2 separate regions of the Mus musculus genome follow, and region 1 is linked to region 2. A link is a loop called in an ENCODE intact Hi-C map of the cell type or tissue named here. Cell type or tissue: left cerebral cortex. All regions are shown on one strand. Each heading gives the region's core, and the rest is flanking DNA. Links, peaks and the distances in the headings are about the cores only.

Region 1 (2,804 bases), core at 118-2,617, 66 kb after region 2:
CGGAGGATGTTCAGGGCCTCCGGTTCCTCTGCGCCCACAGCTGTACTGTCTGGTCATAGGAGGGAGGAATCCACAAGGAGAAACCTCCCCTGAGGTCTGTGCTCTCACACAAACACGAGCAATACTGCTGTGCTGACCTTTCTGATCAAATCTATAGACCTGACACACGATGTCCCATAGTCTTTTAACTATGAGGCAGGCTTTGGAGGACTTGGAAGTCTAGGCGGACACTGGCAGGGGACACCCAGTTAGGAATAAACCTGTTGGGCTAAATTCAGAGAAATTCTGCTTATCCCTCTATCTTCTGGGGTGGGAGCTAACACCTGCAAGTCCCCTACTTACAACTCCCAAAGCCTCCCTCCTCCCAAAAGCCCCTCTCTTTCTAGAAGGCTGGAAAGTGCAGCCTCTCGCTTGTTTCATTAACAGCCCGTGGAGAAGAGTCTGTCTTTTCCTGTCTCAATTCTTTACCCCCTTTTCCTTATAAAACCAACATGGGCTGGAGCTACAAGACAAATTCCCCCCCCCTCCCAGTTCTGCTGAACCCACACGAAGAATCATTTTGTTTCCTACTGAACAAAGAGTCTCTGCTAAAGATAAGTCAGCTGGTTCTGAGATAAATGGGGAGAGCGAGGGGGCTCCAGTGTTCCCATGGAGGAAGAAGTCCGGACATTCCATCCTGTTCCGCTCTCTCTGGGAAAGAAGACACAACTGAATCTTTTCCAGAAAACTAGTAACTTTGTGACTAAGCTGTATCCAGGCAGGAACTCTCCCAGCTGCTGGGGGCCCAGAGAGAAAGGTACCAATCAGCATCTAATTACTGCATACCCCTGATTCTCCCGGTTCACCTTGGCGGTGTGAGAATGGGCACCACTGTTCCCACAGGGCTAAAATCGCACCGTGGGTGGGCAGGTGGCCGAGGGGCCCACCCAAGGTCACAGACAGGAAAACATAGATACCCTCTCTGCCCATCTACTTAGGGCGGCCAGCCAGGTCTCTAGTTCCTCACTGTCTGGAAGCTTTCTTTTCTAGGCCAAGGAATCTAGAGAGAGTTCTCCAGTGCCAGGCTCGCCTTAGTCTCCCGGACCATGTCTGTGGCGCCTAGCTGCGTGCAAGCAGGTGTGGTGAAGGTGCAGAGCCAGAGCCCCCCCACCCGGGATCCCCGGGAGCCAGCACGGAGCCCAGGCGGCACTCACCGTCCCGCGTCCCGCCCCGAAGGTGCTGAGGCGCCGAGGGAGGCGTGGGCCGCACCTGTGCACCCGCGAGCCCGGATCGCGCCCGCTTGCGAGCCGCTACCAGAGCAGCGCACACTGCGGGGCTACCGGGCCCGCCCGAAGCGCAGCCATCCCTCTGCAAGGAAGTGCGAGCCTACACTGTCAATGGCGGCTGGGGGGCGGGGCCGGCAGGCGGGCGAAAGGCGGGGTCTGCAGGATAAGGGGCGGAGCCTCGCCTGAGGGGCAGGCCTGTGAAGGCGGAGTGCAGCTTCAGAGGCGGGGCCTGAGGAGGCGGGAGGCAGGAGGTGTAGCCTTAGGGGCGGGGTCTGTGGATGGGAAGGAGCTGAGCTGGTCAAGATCTGTAAGAGACACCCAGGGTCCCTTACTATTGATGGTGCCTGGCTGTCCCCTAAGTAGGTCAGGCATGCGCCGCAGAAGCTTGCTGGCGCCCACGTCCCAGGCTCCAGGATATGAGGTGGCTCCGTGGGACAAACCTCAGGGTGGGTCGGGAACTCCGGGAAGGCTGTATCCTCCTCATCTTCCCTTGGCTTCTGCTCACTGATTCTGTCAAGAGGCCTTTGTTGACTACTCTGCTAACAGCCACACCCCCTACACTCTGGCCCGCTTTCTGCTTTCTCCATACCTTTATCCCAGTCTATTATTATTACTTGCCCCCCCCCCCCCAAGCTCAGGAGATTAAACCCAGAGCCTCAACCACCACTCCCCTCAACTTTGACCAAGTCGATTCAAAATATTTTAAATAATTCTTTCCTTTTTCTTCCCTCCCTCTCCTCTGCCTGTCTGTTTCTCTGTCTCTGTCTCACTCTCTCGTTCTCTCACTCTCTAGAGCTTTTGCGGCTCTCTTTTTCTCTGTCTCTTTCTTCTCCACTCGAAGCTGTCCAACAAACGTTACAATCCTTGCTGGGCTTTTATGGCAGGTACATACCCTCTCAGTAAACATCTGTTGATCTTAGATCATTGTTAATTCATCTAATAGTTATCAAACGTCACTCATAGCCTGGAAGAACCTTGAAGAGGTTCCTCTACGTGAAAGAATCTAGACACGAAGGACACTCCCAGCTGCATTTGGTGGCACACAGCTGTCATCTCAGCTCTTGGGAGGCTGAAGCAGGAAGATAAAGAGTTCAAGGCCAGCCTGGGCTTCACAGAGAGACGTCTCAGAAAAGCAAACCACTTGAAAACGAAATGCATAAGTAAAACGTTCAAACAGGAAAGCGGGAGAGCCAAGAAGCATGGTAGAGGATGCCAGGGGTGAGGGGGTTGGGACCGTTAACAAAGGAAAATTAGGGACTTTTGGGGGAAGATGATAAAAAAGTTTTGAAATGAGAATATTGTTAGTTGTATACCATGAGAGTATACATTTATGCCTATTATCTATTAAATTTACCTAGAATTTTTAAGAATTTTAAGGTAGATTAAACAGTTCTACTGTTGCTTCAGCTTATTGTCATAGACAGCCTAACATAAGCTATTTTAATAACGTGTACCTTCATATTAGTACCTGAGGTGTTGGGTTTGGAAAGCCAAACTAGAAGATGCACAGCCCTGAGGTGGGGGGCTGTAGTTAAGCCT
Region 2 (2,804 bases), core at 105-2,604:
GGGCACCAGGCATGCACCTGTTACACAGACATACATGCAGGCAAGACAGAAACTAAGTATAGGATGGCAGTATAGCGCTTGGGAAGCAGAGGCAGGTGGATCTCTTGAGTTTGAGGTCAGCCTGGTCCACAGAGTGACTTCCTGTACAGCCAGGGATGTGTAGAGACCACATCTCAAAATTCAAAATACAAAAGGGAAACTGTGTGGGTATAAAGAACAGAATTCACAGGTCATGCGTAAATCCACTGCTGCACAGGCACCACTGTGTGTGTGGTGAAGACCTCAGTTATATCCTGCTGAGAATCCATCAAAGGACACAGTAGGGCCTGTTAACTGGAGCTATGCCACACCAAACATCATCTGGTGACTGACAAGGAGACAGCAGGGCTGCTTGCAACTCCATCCTGACTCCTCCCTTCCCACTGGTTCCTGTGCATCAGTGAATCCCATCAAGACGCACACAGCACATCCCCCTGCCATGAGATCTATTTTCATGAGGTATTTCAGTGAGCCATTACACCAACATATACAACGTCTTGCTTCGGTTTTGTAGCTGAAGCCAGCAGGCGAGGTTCTAACATCGGTGCACTGGATACGCTAGTTCCAGGCAATCCAATGCCTTCTTATGGCCTCCAAGGGTACACATGTTGGCAAAAACACTGTGTGTGTGTGTGTGTGTGTGTGTGTGTGTGTGTGTGTGTGTAAATAAAATAAATATGAAAAAAACACTTAGAACTTCCCGGGATGATTCATGGACCATGTTAAGCGCAGATATCACATGCCATCCCTTTTAAAGGCTTTACAGCCATGCACACCATTGAGAGATCACTCTAGAGATGGCTCAGCAGTTGAGAGCACTGGTTGCTTTTCCAGACGACTGGAGGTCAACTGCCAGCAACCCCAAGGTGGCTCACAAGCATCCGTAACTCCAGTCCCAGGGGGTTCTACTTCTGATTCCTGAAGAGCACGTGGTCCATAGACACTTGTGCAGGCAAAATACCCACATAATAAGTTAACTAAATTAAAAATACTGGGTCGTTCTGAAAAGGCCTTACCATTATCACAGAGTGCTTCCTATCGGACACATTTTAACAGTTTACATTTCTAGGAAGGTAAAAAGGGAAATTACAATATGCTGATAAACTGCAAAAGGCAGAGAAAGCTCCTGGGAGTGGAAGACAGGATTTACAAATTTAAGAAAAGACAGGGAAGAAAGACCAAGACAAGACATTCTGCTCAAAAATCTTCTCTTCCCAGGGAAGGCGGAGAGGTGACCCAGGCTCACTGCAGAGTGCAGACCAGTATCACAGGACACTTGAAGACTGCCATCTGTGTGACACTAGGGGGCACTGGAGAACAGCATTCCTCAGTCTCTAAGCTTCCAAAGGGGCTACTGAAACTCAACGGAGGGTGTGTTGGCTGACCTAAATTAACGCTCTTTACCTTTTGAAAAGGTCCCTGGTAATATGAGGTGGCTCTGAAACAAGTAATCAGCTAACCCTTTGCTCTTTTCAGTAGTTCTCAGTATCAAGGGAGATGACCAAACCGGACAGTTACCCACTGCAGTGCACAGCTAGGCAAGCAGCCTCTCTACCTGGGAGGTCAGGGCCATCATGTGAGGCAACAGAGGCTGTGAGGGAGCAAAGCCTCTCTGCAGAGGACGAGCTCACCCGCCAAAGCTCCAGATTTCTCACCAACTACAAGAGCTCCTGGGCCTGACTAGGAGTAGGAAGCCATGGGTAGGACTGGGGAGGTGGGGGTGGGAAGATGGGGGTGCCTGGCATTGATGAGGCTCTATGCTGTGCCCCAAGCATGGCAAACACAAAACAACACAAGCAAAACACAAGCATAAACAAGAAAAGAGAGAAACATGGACATGCACACATCACACCAATACCTACCTGCTCAACACTCTAAACCTTAATCGAAAAAAGGCCAGCACTGAAAAGGGGAAGTAAGCCAGGCACTGTGGCACACCTTTAATCCCAGCACTTGAGAGACAGAGGCAGGCAGCAGGTCTCTGAGTCAGAGGTCAGTCTGGTCTACAGAGTGAGTTCCAGGGCAGCCAGGGCTACACAGAGAAACCCTGTCTCAAAACAAACAAATATTGGGATGGGACCTAGAAAGATGGTTCAATGGTTAAGAACACTGATTCTTCCAAAGGACCCAGTTCAATTCCCAGCACCCATATGACAGCTCACATCATCTATATTAACTCCAAAGCTGGGGCTTCTGACACCCTCACACAGACATACATGCAGTCAAAGCAACAATGAACATAAAATAAAAATGATTTACAAATTGTATTTAAAAAGTCTACTAGAAGCTGGGTGTGGTGGCACACGCCTTTAATCTTAGCAGAGGCAGGAAGATTTCTGAGTTAGAGGCCAGCCTCGTCTACAAAGTGAGTTCCAGAACAGCCAGGGCTATCCAGAGAAACCCTGTCTCAAAAAAAAAAAGGTCTGCTAGACAGTGGTGGTGCACATGCACACTCAGGAGGCAGAAGGTGGCTCTGAGTTTGAGGCCATTGTAGTCTACAGAGGGAGCTCTAGGACAGCCCAAGGCTAGACAGGAAAAAAGTCTCAAAAAGAAAAAAGGGGAAGATGCTAAAGCCTACACTAACCAAGAAACCACTTACAATTGGTAGCTGCTGGGGAAGAGGCAGTCACTTTCCCCAGAGTGTCTGTCACTGGGTCCACCAACTACTCAACCCCGTGCCTAGGCAGACTTGGTCAGCACAGAACAAGTTCTGTGACTGGTTTGCTTGTTTGTGGTTTTTGTCTTAGTTTTTTTGTTGGGGGGTT

Evidence for each region. Peaks named below come from ENCODE experiments on the same cell type or tissue, not always from the same donor. Only the 100,000 strongest peaks of a DNase experiment are listed, where the experiment ranks them.
Region 1: it touches region 2 in a loop (3-fold over the local background); 4 of 42 quality-filtered maps call a loop at or near these places.

The regions. Positions count from the first base shown.
Region 1 is chr8:119,860,837-119,863,640 of GRCm38, reverse strand. Klhl36 (kelch-like 36) reads right to left here and starts at 1,336. Exons shown (of 5, transcript NM_146219.1): 1 at 1,194-1,336. In left cerebral cortex, for the core only: no CTCF peak of the experiment used is centred there; DNase peaks (open chromatin) are centred at 809 and 1,450; H3K4me3 peaks cover 1,360 bases; H3K27ac peaks cover 738 bases.
Region 2 is chr8:119,926,436-119,929,239 of GRCm38, reverse strand. All of the region lies in intron 1 of Usp10 (ubiquitin specific peptidase 10), which reads right to left. Among named protein-coding and RNA genes, the nearest start is that of Usp10, 17 kb to the right of the region's middle. In left cerebral cortex, for the core only: CTCF peaks have their summits at 1,346 (motif pointing right) and 2,542; DNase peaks (open chromatin) are centred at 1,357 and 2,584.